2 separate regions of the Homo sapiens genome follow, and region 1 is linked to region 2. The links are chromatin loops, found by intact Hi-C in ENCODE. Cell type or tissue: PC-9. All regions are shown on one strand. Links, peaks and the distances in the headings refer to the core of each region. The heading gives the core; the rest is flanking DNA.

Region 1 (7,894 bases), core at 1,174-6,173, 380 kb before region 2:
TTAGAATTTGCAACTTGAGGATATTGGGACAAAGATCACATCCAGAATCTTTTATTGGAGCAGTCTGCATTCTCCTTCTGCTCTCCCATCTTGGATTATCCTTGAGGCCAGAGGAGCAAGCCAAACTCTCTGCTCACTACCCACATGATTGCTACCAAGTTTGCATGAAATCTCATGTTTGTGATTCCGTCTAAGTAGCATGTTTTTTCCAGGCAGTAAAACTTGTTACCGATTTGGTGGAATAGGGATGAGACCAAGACAAAAATGTTTTATGTGTATTTTTAGGCTGAATGAGAAGTGGTGAGGTAGAAAGGCAGGCAGAAGGTGGCTTAAATTAAGGAAGACATTTTCTGATTACTGTCTCTGGGTAAAAATTGAATGCACTTCCCATGAGTCAACTATCCCTTTGTTTACCTGGGCACAAGCTGGATGCTCATCCAGCAGGGATGTTGTCAAAGGGTTTCAAGTTTTAGACAGAGAATTAGACTAGATAACTTCTAAGCAGTTATCTATCTTAAAATGCATAGAATTAGAAAATCAAGGAGTCCTAGTACATTACAGATTTAGGAAAACCTTTTCTCACTAGTACAAATGAAATATATTTTATTTAAAATTTGGGAGTGAAAGCATAATGCATTTGAAAGAATGCAGATATATTTCACTGAATTGGGAATCTCAAAGTATACAAAATGCTAAATTAAATATATTCAATAATCAAAATATCGCCTCATATTTTGTGTTGATATTTGCAACTTGATTGAAGCAGGAGCCTGGTTTTAATTGGAAAATTTGACAAACGAACTACGTTTAAAAATGTGGTATTTTTTTGACATTCTTCAATCAAGAGGTAAAATTTATGTCCTCTTCCCTTGAAACTGGGTGGGCCCTTTTGGCAGGCTTGACAAATATAATGTGATCAAAGTAATGTTGTGTGACTTCTGAGGCTAACCAAGAAAAAGCCACACACATTTGGTGTTTTGGGACAACGGGCCTGGTGGCAGCACAAAGCCTCATGTACGAAGTCCAACCACGGTGAGTGGTCATATGCAGAGACCACGTAAGGAGAGAGAGGGATGCCTGAGGAGACCTACATCAGATGCACGAATGAAAGAGCCTCCTGGGTGTCCCAGCCTCAGCTACTGTCTGACGGCTCCATCATGAGGTACCCTGAGCAAGAACTGGACTAGCTGAGTCCTGTCAATCCCCAGATTTGTGAGCAAAATGAATGATTGCTATTGATTTACGCCACTGTTTTGGGGTGGTTTGTTACACAAAAAATGAACAACTAGAACACACAAATATCCCACTACTGTGCTTTCCTTATATGATCCTTATCCATTGACTTGGAAACAGGAAAAATCCAATGTTTACTATTTTCAACTTCCCCAGCTCTAAATATAATTTTCCATTAAATTACTGGAGAAAGTATGTCTTTGGTGACTATGTGGAACTATAGTTCATATATGAATTTATATAAATAGACCTTGCCCTTTGCTATCAGAAAATTATAATCCGTGATGTATTAACCAATAAAAAGAATGTACATATATATAGATATAAATTATCCAAATATTAATCAAATTCCTAGATTAAAGAAAGTGATTCATTATGTGTAGAAATAGGACAAAAGAAACTTTGTAGTGCTGAAAAATACAAATGTCTTAGGTGTTAAGAGCCTGAAGATAAATCACTATCCCAAGGAGGCATGAATGTAGAAAGAATGAAGAATGAGCCAGTGCCCACAGCTGTGGATGGGAACATAACCCACAAGTCAGGCTACTGAAGAACCTCTTTCCTACCTAAGGTGTCCAGATGACACATACTTTTTGATATGTCATAGGGCTAACAAGCATTTAAAGAACTAAAAGCTCATTAGCCTTTTCAAATATTAGTTTGTAACATATACATGTTTACTAATTGTTATAGTAAATAGGTTACTGTTTACTATAGGTAAATAACAGTAATAGGTTACTATTCACTATAGGTAAATAACAGTAATAGGTTACTATTTACTATAGGTAAATAACAGTAATAGGTTACTATTTACTATAACAATTAGTAACCTAACTAATAGAGTAACCTATTTAACACTTGTTAGAGTCTAACTAATTGTTACTATTTACTCATTCTATTCATAGTCAAATATACTATTTTAATCGGTATTATCTTTGAGCAGTTACTTAAAATGTTGTTAAAAATCAGCATTTTAATGTCATAGTTTGTATGTTACAATGACAATAATAGCATTCATCATAAAAACATCAAAATATCCCATGCAAAAGCAATAGCAAAAAGTGATTATTTCTAATGTCCTCTTTTATAGATTATAGTTTCAGATTAAAGTAGAATAAGGTAAAATATACATACACTTGTTCATATAATAGTCAAGATCTTTCAAATCTATTCAAAATAAAATATGAACTTAACAATCCATCTTTACATGTGTTGTAAGAATAGTTGTATTATTTTTAAAATTAACTTTATAAAATGAACAAAAAATGAGAAAAATTTAAAATAATATCCATTCCTTTAAAAATATCTTACCAAAAATTGATACCTATGAACTTTAGTTTTCCTGTGCAAATCAATTTTAACTTGCACTATTGTATATGCTGTTGTATTTCATAAAATATTTTAATATAATCCTGTTGATTCTTTGTATTTTCCTTAAACATTTAAAAATTGGCTGGTGAGATTGGCTCTCATCAAAAGTGTCTCTGAGTTCTCATTGATTGTTCTATTTTTGGTAGTAGCAAATTTAAATAAAGACCAGTTTTTTTAAAACATGTAAAAATTTCTCACTTGAAAAATTGACATTAGCTTTTAAACCAAAATTTATTCTCAAACTAATTTTTAGATGATATCCTAAAACCCTTCTTTCATTCCTTACAGGCATGAATGAAATCTGTTTTATTAGATGAACAGGGGATTATTTATACCTGTAAAAATCACAAGGTGATAAATTTGAATAACGTCAAAGTTTAAATACCACAACCAGTGTTAATTACCCATCCCCAAGTGATTATTAGAATTAAAAAAGGAAAATAAAAACTAGAACTTTCATTCTTTGACATCTTGAGAGTATGAATTCTTCAGTAGAATAGTTAGTATAAGAGTGCCTCCAAGTGGCATTTGTCAAAATTCCACATCAAAAATTTAAATATCAGATCTGAAAGTTAAGCTTTAATAATAACAAACCCTGAAGGAAAGTTCTCACTCTTTTCTTTCTGCTTATTTATAATCTACTCTTCATATATATGATTTCAGTTTATTATGAATCCCTATGTGTCATTAAATATCCACACTTCAGCTCCATTAATTCTCAGAATTCTAGGTAGTTTTTTAATACCTTAATTATGCTGCCTTGACACAGTGTTTTGGTGTGTAAGTAATTATTTCATTTCCATAAATTGTACAGTAGAATCTGTTTTGTTTAGCTGTACTATATCTTTCTTTTCAGTATTCTCTTAGAATCTTTTCCATATTTGCTGGATTGTAGAGGATAAGAGGGACAAGAGACTTCTTTCTTAAACATAGAATCTTAGAGTTATAGGATAATGTAATTCCATTACTCCAATTTTAACATTAAATCTAAGAATTTAAGAAATTTTCCCATGGCCATCCCGGTTAGTGACTAAATTAACAGAATCTGGTTCCCTGGACTTTTCATTCAGTATTCTTTCAAATATGTTTACTATAACACTTAAAAGGGAGTTCTTCCCTATACCCCCAAAAAATGCACTTTTAGTACATGATCTTAAAACTCAAACTCTAGAATATCAAATACAATTTAGAAATTGCCTAAGGCAAAACGTGTTCAGGGACTGACAAACTGATAGCTTCTCAATATATTTTGTTTCAATTAATTAATATGTAGAGTTTTGGAATTACCTCAGTTTTATGTCACTGAAATGTTTAAATCAGTAGAGCAAAAATGATCTTAGGAACGTCATAAACAGGGTAATTGAACTTATACTGTAGAGACTGAGATGTATGTGTTTTGCAAAGGTGACACTTGTAGTGAAGCTCATTTTCAAACTAGTTTCATTTGTAAAAGCTATTTCCATTACTTTGCCACTTTTTCATAACATTTATTCTAAATTTCTTTTTTTACTGTTTATTTTCCCTTCTTCCATTTCATATAAATGATTCCAGTAAGGCATTCTTCTCTCTTTTCCCAAAGGTGTCATATGGATGCTATTCTTTCCTAATTCTTATTCCTTTTTCACTTTTTAATTGCCTTTTATGGCACTTTTTCTCTCTCTCCTGCCACTTCATCTACAGCTTTTTTGGAATGAGTTAGCCAACATCAATAACAAAATTTAAAGTTCATTCTCTGAGGAGCTATAATGTAGATATATCTGGAGCATTAAGTATAGAAAAGTGCATGTAGATTTTCAGATAGATATGTAGATTTCTGTGTATGTATAATTTGAACTACTAACTTTTTAAACCTTTGAATGTAATGCTGTAATATCTATGGAGCTGTTATCCTGCAAAATTAGAATACAGTGTTTTAATTTAATAGTTACTCTTACCTATTTCCAGACTGCCTTTAAAAGATTGAACTCACAAGCTATAGTTTCCATTATTTTCTTCAGCTACATCCCATTGGAAAAATTAAATGTGTTTTAACTTTCTTGCCAAGATTCTACTTGTTTAAGATAGTTTCCAGCAGTGACCTTTTTTTAAGTGGTGTTTTTAGTATCTGCCAATCTGAGTTCATGTCAGAATGTCATTAGTGTGCTATTCACTCCGTCTCTCAGATCATTAATGAGGTTTCAAGTAAGACCAGGCTGACATACATCGCTATGACACTCAGCGAACATGACACTGTTTACCATCACTCTTTGATTCAAGCCCATCGCCCAGATTTTAAACATTATGACAATACTCAATGCAAAGCCTGTTTAAATTAACTTCTCTGAATAAAATTTCCAGCTGAAATTTAATGAGATACAACAAAACATGGCTATATTTAATACAATAAAATTTTCAACATGTCTACAGCTGTTAATCTTGTTTATTTCTCCCATGATTAACTATTCATATGTTTATTTTTCCCATAGTGAGTCTGTCAGATATTTTCCTTGATATTTGCATCAATTTTGTTAGTGATACATATGAACTTTCATAAATACTTCAATACTTGTTGGTCTGGTAAAGATTATTTAACTTTTTACATTGAAGCCAAATAAATTCAGATGGTGTACATATATAAGAACAAAATACATTTAATTATAGAATCCAAGTTAATATTTTATGAAATTTTTGATAACTTATTCCCAGAATTGGAGCAAGTGATAAACTAAAAATGAGTAAACTATATATTTTTTTGGTTTTATGTTAATTAAATACAGCAATAGACAAAATCATTCTTAAAAGATGAAAATCCCCACAAATCTATAAATTAAACTGTTATAAGATATTTTATTAGGTCTAATAATAATTTATTTATATTTGCCTGCTTTATAATGACATCTGACTATCTGCTTTTCAACCAGTTGTCAATATTTTATGCTACATATAGGGAAAGTTATAAAATTATCTATATGTTTAATTCACTTTAACTGGGAATAATCAAGGAAAATAATGTAAAAATGAAGGTAATCAGAAACATCTGCATTTGAAAATTATGGTTGCTAGAAACTATTGAATAATCACTATTTGGTGATTGGTCCACAAAAGTCCTAAAATGTGTATGTATACTATATCATCCTAGCTAGATTGAAAAACACTGAAGGCAGGCATACATGCTATTCAGTAATAAACACTAACTCAATATTTCCCACAAAATAAATATTATTTTCTAACTGACTGATGTTAAGGAGCTGTATTACCCACAACAGTATGGTCCTTGTGATAAATTGCTTCAGAATTACCAGATTTTGTCTGTCAATAACTGAAATAGAATCTCTGAGATGGGGCCAACTACAAGCTGTCCAGATGAGTTGTTTGCAGTCAACAGTGCTTGAGAACCATTGTCCCATAAACAACATAAGCAACAAGAAAATAAATGAAAGAAAAAAACAATATTTAGATGCTCTCCAAAGGCACATGATGAAAAAACTGAAGCAACATTTGTATTGAGCTAAGAGACAATTACTTCAAAGAATGTTTTTGAATTGGTTATCAGCATTAATAAAGTCTGATGGCCAGACAATTGCTCGATTTGCCTGATTATGTCACCTATGTTGACTGAATATGATATACAGTATAAGCTATTTAATCACATAATCAAGGTGTCAGATTATAAACAATATGCCACAAATTAAAATGAAAGTGAAATAGCTAAAAAATCAAAAAATATTTATGTTTATTACTTTAATAAATTTCTGTTTGTCTCTTATGTTTAACCAAGGTTTAGATACATTCATATTGGTAAAATTGATGCCAACCATTGATCTAGAAACCTAAGTCAAAACACCTTCCACAAAAAAGGACTCTAAATCTTTTGACTAACTGCTTTTATATTTCAAAATTAATATTCCCAAATGGAAGCTACCTGATTTCTCTATTAAATTAGGATAAATGTACAGTGCAAATTTAAGAACATGTTTTATTAGTTAATACTGTATGCTTGAGAGGAATTGTGGAGGCAACATGGTTTAGTGAAGAGTGTGGATTTAAAGAAGGATACATTTATGTTTTAATTTTCATTATAGAGCTTGTTGGTGCATGACTTAAGCCATGTTATTTTAACTTGTCTTTTCTAAAACAAAATAATAAAACTTACATGGAGTGGGGAGGGGTTCCAACACAAAACGTGATTAAATTGAATCATAATACAATGTCTCAAATCTAGTGGAGTCTTCACAAATGGTTGCTATTACTTTCAATCTATATAACTTTTTTTTTTTAAAGAAACATAACTTTGTTATTTCTTTTTATTTTTCTTACTTTTACTATGGCTTTCATTCTTTGTGTCTGTGTGTGTGTGTTTCTTTTTTTTTTTATTATACTTTAAGTTTTAGGGTACATGTGCACATTGTGCAGGTTAGTTACATATGTATACATGTGCCATGCTGGTGTGCTGCACCCACTAACTCGTCATCTACCATTAGGTATATCTCCCAGTGCTATCCCTCCCCCCTCCCCCCACCCCACCACAGTTCCCAGAGTGTGATATTCCCCTTCCTGTGACCACGTGATCTCATTGTTCACTTCCCACCTATGAGTGAGAATATGCGGTGTTTGGTTTTTTGTTCTTGCGATAGTTTACTGAGAATGATGATTTCCAATTTCATCCATGTCCCTACAAAGGACATGAACTCATCATTTTTTATGGCTGCATAGTATTCCATGGTGTATATGTGCCACATTTTCTTAATCCAGTCTATCATTGTTGGACATTTGGCTTGGTTCCAAGTCTTTGCTATTGTGAATAATGCTGCAATAAACATACATGTGCATGTGTCTTTATAGCAACATGATTTATAGTACTTTCGGTATATACCCAGTAATGGGATGGCTGGGTCAAATGATATTTCTAGTTCTAGATCCCTGAGGAATCGCCACACTGACTTCCACAATGGTTGAACTAGTTTACAGTCCCACCAACAGTGTAAAAGTGTTCCTATTTCTCCACATCCTCTCCAGCACCTGTTGTTTCCTGACTTTTTAATGATTGCCATTCTAACTGGTGTGAGATGGTATCTCATTGTGGTTTTGATTTGCATTTCTCTGATGGCCAGTGATGATGAGCATTTTTTCATGTGTTTTTTGGCTGCATAAATATCTTCTTTTGAGAAGTGTCTGTTCATGTCCTTCGCCCACTTTTTGATGGGGTTGTTTGTTTTTTTCTTGTAAATTTGTTTGAGTTCATTGTAGATTCTGGATATTAGCCCTTTGTCAGATGAGTAGGTTGCGAAAATTTTCTCCCATTTTGTAGGTT
Region 2 (7,894 bases), core at 1,816-6,815:
CCACAGGTTACTTGTGATTAACATTTCTCAGAACAATTATTCATTATTCTTCCCCACCTGGGGCCCTTTCTTTGTTGTTGCTTACTTATCAAGGCTCCACATTTAACCTTTCTGGAATCTCCCAAGTATATTCATGGCATCCAGTTCTCTAGCATTAGCCCACCTGAGTGGCATGGAGAAGTGTTGTCTCTACCAGGGCCTGTTGTCTCCTCTGTTTGTATATATTGACACAAATACAGTCATTCAGTAGCTCTAGGACAACGGGGTTTTTCCAAGTTATTTGTTGTGTAAAGGTTTTTTGTAATGATCGCCTTCTCTATGCACTTACATTTTAAAATATTTGGTAAAAGATATATTTGAAATCTATCATTAGGTAAATTACCTTAATTTTAGGTAATTTATCAGAAGGTTGTGAACTCAAAAGTATCTGAGACAGGTCCCAGTCAATTTAGAAAGTTTATCTTGCCAAGGTTAAGAACATACCCATGACACAGCCTCAGGAGCTCCTGATGACATGTGCCCAAGGTGGTCAGGGTACAGCTTGCTTTTATACATTTTAGGGAGACATAATACATCAGTAAATACATACCAGATTTACATTGGTTTAATCTGGAAGGGAAAGACAACTCGAAGCTGAAAGCCTGGGGAGGAGAGGGCTGGGCTTCCAGGTCATAGGTAGATTTGAAAATATTTTTGGTAACTGGTTGAAAGAGTTATTATCAATAGAAAGGAATGGCTGGGTTCCAGTAAGGGGCTGTGGACACCAAGGTTTTATCACGCAGATGAAGCCTCCAAGTAGCAGGCTTCAGAGGGAATAGAATGTAAATATTTCTTATCAGACTTATGGTCTGTGTTGATGTTAATGTTGGAAAGCATAATGAAGTATGTCCATCCCCTCTTCCATCATGGCTTGAACTAGCTTCTCAGGTTAACTCTGGAATGCCCTTGGCCAAGAGGAGGGGTCCATTCAGATGGGGCCTTAGAATTTTAGCTGTGGTTTACAAAATTGAGGCTCAAATATTTTCTACCATCTGAATTTTTCTCGTTTCTGTTCCTGTTTGGTGCTCAACTAAAATGTGAGCATTTAGAATTGATTTTCAGGTGGCTAGCTTCCTGGATGGAATTTTGTGTGGATATATATATATATGAATAATCATATTCATTTTTTGATATCTTATATTAACTATAAGAGCCATAGGATTAAAATAAGTTGGAACAGTATTCTGGTTTTGTCCTGCAGAAAACGTAAGCTTTGGTTCTGGTTGCCGTGTGACATGATTTCTACTAAATTTCACTGAAGCTCCACTTGAAGATTGTGTCTTTTTCCTTTTTATTTGTGTTGATTTTCATTTTCTATTGTTTCATGTTTTAATAGTGAGGAGTTGCTATTCTCATTGAACTATACTATACTGATATAAATAAATGAAGCTTAATACATTGCATAAAATAGTAGATAGCTATATTAAATAATTTTTGGAAAGGAATTGTGACCTGTAGAACTTACTGACTTTAAGTACAGCATGAACATAATATGCAAATAATGCTTAGTTCCTACTCATAACCAGAGAGTTGGGAGGAAAGGAAAAATAAAGAGTGAGAAGGATTTTTGAAGGCCGTGGCAAATTTAGTCTGCATGAAAAGCAGAACTTTCAGAATAGAAATTCACTCTGAAAAGAGGCATTTACAGAGATAGTGGAGGCCCCTCTTATAGAAATATTTACTGTTGTTTTTAACTTAGCACCTAAGTATGCTTTTGAATCATAACACTTGAATGAGTTCTGGAAAGTTAAATGCTCCAAGACTGTGGCAAAAAAACCTACCAGCTTTCATCTTCCTCCTTTCCATTCCCAACTTTCTCTAGTACTATTCAAAAACTCCCTAATTAGGAATTCCTTTGGGAAATTCCAATATCAGAGTTAACTAGCCAACCTATTATTGCTAATCATTTATTCCTACCCTCTATATAAAGATGACCAGCATGTGTGCACACACACACACCCAGACACACATCTCCCTATACCGTTTTCTTTTTTTCGTTCATTTTCTTTAAATTTCCCATTATACTTTTTAAAAAGTAATATTGTCCAAATTTATAGCACTGTAGTTCTTGGATTGTTTCTTATTACTTTTGCATCAAGCAAGAAATGATATTCAGAACACTTAAAGTTCTGATTGGTATGGTATAGAAGCTGCATTTCCCACAGTCACAAAGAAGGTCATACTCCATGTTAATACCAGGTAGTATCCATCATTAGCCTATTAGAAGGTACTGATAGTCACCTGGAATTCACCTACCATAATGATAGTGGCACTGGCAAAGGCATTGTCTCATCCACTGGAGTCTGGGCCAGTCCCTAGCAGTGAACATTCACAGGCTGATATTCGCAGACACCTCTCATGAACTCAAGGGCTGCAACCATGGTTGGTTAGTCAGGTGGCTTAGGACAAAGACTTTTTATGTACCTTAACTATTTTATTATTTTAATAATTAATAAGAGCGTATCAATGCATACCATCTATATATCAGCCCCGGGTATAGTGACAAATATCTTATCTTGTATAAGTACTATTTTTCATACCAAATTTGCTAATTATTAAGAGTCTTCACAGTTCACAGGATTTAATCTTGGTGAAAAAGGAATAAACTAAATAATAACAATAATAATAGTCCAAAATCAATTTGATACCAAATCAATCAATAAAGTGATCAGAGCTTTAATGCTACTAGGAAAATACTTCAGCTTTACCATTTTATGTTTCATTTCAATAGGCAATTAATCAAAGTTAGGAAAGAGTGAGCTAGCTTTTCTCCTGGAAATTTCAGCACAGGCCCTATGTATCATATTATTTCACTAATTAGAAAAAATTTTAGTTTTGTGTTAGTGAAGATGGCAAAGACAAAACACACACGATATTTCTTGTTAATTGAGAATGATTTTGAACATATTCTCAACTACTATTTTGCCCAAGATACTTCATTCTAAAAGATGTCATTTCTGAATAAAGAGCACATGCAATAAAATTGCATCAGAAACAGAATCCCTCACATAATATTCTTACAAATTTAACATCACTTTAGAGAATAGCTATTGACTTTTGTAAGACTTTATTATTTGTTCATTCATTTATTTTTTTATTCAACAATTATTTGGGTTCATACTGTGTGAGAGAAGACAGTAAGATTAGAAAATTGTTACAAGAGAGATATACAAACAGGGCAGTAGAATAAGAGAGAAGAGAAAGATGGTTAAAGAATCTTCACTCAAAGTTATCTGGTGATCAAAATCTGAGCTTGCTAGGCAAATGGAGGAGAGAAAGCACATCCCCAGGAAAGGGAAAAGTTTATGTAAATAGAGAGAAGTCTATATGGGGTATCTGAACAAGGGGCACTAACAGATCATACAGATCTTTAGTCATACCCAGGAGGGCTGGGTATGGTGGTTTATACCTGCAATACCAGCACGCTGGGAGGCCGAGGCATAAGGATGGCTTGAGCCCAGGAGTTCAAGACCAGCCTGAGCAACGTAGTGAGAACTCATCTACAAAAACTTAAAAAATAAAAAATAAATAGCTATGTCACCAGAAAAGGGCTCCCAATCCAAGAGACCCCAAGAGAGGGTTCTTGGATCTCTCACAAGAAAGGATTCAAGGTGAGTCCATAAAGTAAAGTGAAAGCAAGTTTATTAAGAAAGTAAAAGAATAAAAGAATGTCTACTCCATAGGCAGAGCAGCCCCGAGGACTGCTGGTTGCCCATTTTTATGGTTATTATATTTCTTGTTATATACTAAACAAGGTGTGGATTATTCATGATTTTTCTGGGACGGGGTTGGGCAATTCCCAGAACCGAGGGTTCCTCCCCTTTTTAGACCATATAGGGTAACTTCCTGATGTTTTCATGGCATTTGTAAACTGTCCTAGCACTGGTGGGAGTGTCTTTTAGCATGCTAATGTATTAGCTTATAATTAGCTTATAATGCTAATAATTAGCTTATAATGAGCTTATAATGCTAATAATTAGCTTATAATGAGCAGTGAGGATGACCAGAGGTCACTCTTGTCATCATCTTGGTTTTGGTGGGATTTGGCCAGCTTTACTCAACCAGTTTTATCAGCAAGGTCTTTATGACCTGTATCTTGTGCTGACCTCCTATCTCATCCTGTGACTTAGAATGCCTAACTTACTAGGAATGCAGCCCAGCAGGTCTCAGCCTTATTTTACCCAGGCCCTACTCAAGATGGAGTTGCTCTGATTCAAACACCTCTGATAACCATACCAAGGACTATGAGTTGCATTCTGAAATTAATGGGGGCTCTGTGAACAAAGGCAGTGAGTCTTATAATCAAATGTATGATTTATAATGTTTCTGGGAGGAAGGCAGGCTGGAAATAATCAGAATGGCCTGAAAATGATTGCAAGTTTTGGATTGACTATAAAGTAAGGTGGCATGGTGGCTGAACAATGCTGTGCTGGTTGTGTCAATATGAGTGTGAGCTGTGTCAGTATGAGTGTGATTGTATCAACATGAGTGTGAGCACCTGTGGGTAATTTTAAATAAAATGTGTTGAAAAATACTTGATTTTTATTGAAAAATTGCATAAAGTAGCTACTCAAGTATAGAGTGTTTGCTTTCACATATGCATATCATGTTACCTACATGAGGCAAAACAATGAAAATAACTGGATGGCTGTAGAAAGGTTTTGGAGAACCATTAGATTTTTTTAATGTTTAAGATGCTGCCATCTAGTGACACTTTTGTGAAATCACTTTGCAGTGATATTCATGTTTGTATCTTCCAGTTCTTTTCTCAATACATTTTATATTTTAATAATTTATATTGTCTACCAACCAATGGGGAAATAATTACAAATGCATTAAACATAGTGTAGAAGTCATACTTGATTTTTCAACGTGGTACCACAAATGTGGCCAGAAGGATTTTCATAATGGGATATTGTACATAAAGGTTTGTGGTTTCTTCAGTGTGCCATTCTTTATAAGTAATTGATAATGAAAGTGCTGCTTTTTCTATTTCTTGAGTTTTCTTAGAAAAATTGAGTTGTAAAAACAAATCTGTGAAAATCTGAGCTGTAAAAATTGCTTCATAAAAGTTGCTTTAATTGGAAATGTTGAAGAGAAGAAAAGAGAGTTTCAAATTTAGAATAATTAACTTTTTTCCCCATATGGAATTTCAGTATTATAAGTATATCTTAAAATATAAACAAATAAATGTGTGTGGAGGGGTGTGTGTGTGTCTGTTAAAGCTAAACATTAGTCTCCAAACCTAGGTTGTGATGACCTGATGACTTCTAAGTTTTGATGAAGATTAATTATATTCATGTCCTATTACTCCTTAAACTTATATTACAATGGAGCACTTGTCTTATTTTCATGGTACGTATTGCTCATTTTCTTTGGTGAGGAACAAAGAATAAATTAATCTCCCTTCCTCCCTCAAAATACAGTTATATTGTGCTGATATATTGTCCTTTTGTGAGATACTAACTCCAGTCATACTATAGTGAATGAGGTTTTAATTAATTAACTTTTCAGTATATTGAGGTTTCTTTATGCAAACCAATCCTATAGGGTAGAGGTAAGCACATCTTTCCGTAAAGAACCAAGTAGCAAATATTTTAGGCTTTGTGGGCCATATGGTCCCTGTTGCAACAACTCATTTCTGCTGCTGTAGCGTAAAAGCAGCCATGGACAATATTTAAACAAATGAGACTGGCCGTGATCCAAAATTAAATTTACAGAAACAGACTATAGTTTGCATGTCTCTTCTCTAGGGAAAACACCTGTATTTGTAATTTGGGGTTCTTTTTTTCTTAGGAAGTGTTAGAACACTTCTAAAATTTATTTAAGTATTTACTTCAAAAACTTTAATTCCATTGAGAGTTGTGTGCCTTCAGTGTTCCAAAAAATCTAGTTTGGAGCAGGTATGTGCACTTGGTAAACTAATCGTACACATAGTAAACTACACTTGGTAAACCAGTCATACACAAACCCAGAGGTAAAATGTTTTGCAAAGTTCTATCACCTGCATTTAGCCAGTTTTTAAATTCATGTTCATGTACAAAGTTGTCTTAATGTGGAATGAATCTTTATATTTTCTCAGTAAACATTGCAACATTTTGATATGCAGTAAGTTAAATGACTTTGATCATCAGCAAATAAATTAGAAACTTCCTACTTGGGTACAATTTGGATAATATGTATTCATTGTTCCAGTTTGTGCTTCTGGGAATTTAGTGGAAACAGAGACTTGCTTTTTTAACATTGTGAATTCCACTAGGCAGACACACAAAACACTTAAAACCTCATGACAAGTAAATAACTAAAACAGAATGGAGTCAGATCAGAAGAGACTCTTAGGGTACAAAGTCAATGTGTATGAAGGAGACAGTAGAGTTAATATTAAACTTTGAAATTCTCTCCCAAACAACTTCATTCTTCCTCTTTATTTTTGGATAAGAATACTTTTTAAAAATTAAGCACCATATAAAACAGCTGGCTCACATTGAGGATCTGTACTGTATCAAAGTATGCATATTTTGCTTACCAAATAGTATTAAGCAAGGATTGTTACTCTTATTCTAACATGAGAACTAGAAGAACTCACGCAGTAACTGATCCAAGCCTCCATCTTGTGATCCTTTGGTATCTTGTACTCTTTAAGAGGAATGGCAGGGGTAATTCCTAAGACCAAGTAAAGGATGTCTTGGTTTTTGGGAGCTGAGTATATCAATTCACTCTTCCCTTAAAATGCTGTGTAACAAATCATCTTGAAACTTGTTGTCTTAAAACAATAACCATTGATTTTATGGATCACCTTGGCATCAGAGCATCAAGGTAGGACTTGGCTGGAGGGGTTCTGCAAGTCTCAGCTGAGCTCATTCATGTTTCTGTGGCAAACTGCAAGGGGTGAGGAGGGCATGGAGGAGCAGCTGATCCAGATTGAGTTCAGGTGAGGATGATTATGCTCCACATTTCTTTTATCTTCCATCTGGGCCAGCAGTTTGGCCCAAGCAAGTCCTTCTCATAGAGATGGCAGAGAGCAAGAGGGAGCAAGCTTAGTCACTCAAGTACTTTTCTGAGACTATTTTTATTACATGTGCTAACATTCTGTTGGTCTAAACAAGTCACATGGCTGATCCCAGTGGCTGAAACTTACACCTTACCCACAGTGGAGGAACTAGAACTTACATGGCAAATAACATGGGCGCAAGAGAGGGCAGAGAAGCAGAACCATTGATAGAATTTATAACAGTGTATATACTTGAACTGATTAAATATGCACATGATGTGGGATTAAATGCTAAACAAGAAAACTATTGACTCTTTCATATTACTAGGATACACTTAAGCAGCAGTTCAGAAACTTTTTAGAAAAGGAAACCTTTTACACTCTTAAAAACCACTGAGGGTCTTAGGAGATTTGACATTGGCTCTATATCTGTATTTACTGTATTTGCAATTAAAACAAAATTTTAAAATGTATTTATTTGTTTTAGAATAACAACAAATGCATTACATATTAACATAAGCAAAATATTGTTATACAAACTATGTTTTCTTTAAAAAACAGTAGCATTGTTTATATATGGCAAATCGTATTAGCACCTGACTTAATAAAAGACAGCTGGTTTTTTATACCTGCATTCAATCTCTTTTTTTCTCTTTTTGAATCTTACAAAGAAAATAGGCACTCATGAAGATATGTAATCAGAAAAGGCAGGAGTAGTTGAATAGCCTTTCCGTCAATTTTGTGTATTCTTTGATACTGCATCAGAATTTGACAAGTGAGAACTTTTTAGGAGTTCTGGTATGGAATTTGAAGCTGAATCACTGAACTTTCTGTACTTTATTATATTAAAATTCATTGACTGAA

What was found. A loop is a pair of places that touch in the nucleus more often than their neighbours do. Peaks named below come from ENCODE experiments on the same cell type or tissue, not always from the same donor. Only the 100,000 strongest peaks of a DNase experiment are listed, where the experiment ranks them.
Region 1: it touches region 2 in a loop (6-fold over the local background); 1 of 110 quality-filtered maps calls a loop at or near these places.

Annotation. Positions count from the first base shown.
Region 1 is chr2:142,600,838-142,608,731 of GRCh38, forward strand. No RefSeq gene overlaps it. Among named protein-coding and RNA genes, the nearest start is that of KYNU, 270 kb to the right of the region's middle. In PC-9, for the core only: CTCF peaks have their summits at 3,104 (motif pointing left) and 3,307; no DNase peak of the experiment used is centred there.
Region 2 is chr2:142,976,240-142,984,133 of GRCh38, forward strand. The region is part of intron 8 of KYNU (kynureninase); the gene reads left to right. Among named protein-coding and RNA genes, the nearest start is that of KYNU, 100 kb to the left of the region's middle. In PC-9, for the core only: CTCF peaks have their summits at 4,749 (motif pointing left) and 4,950; DNase peaks (open chromatin) are centred at 4,222 and 4,682; H3K27ac peaks cover 1,685 bases.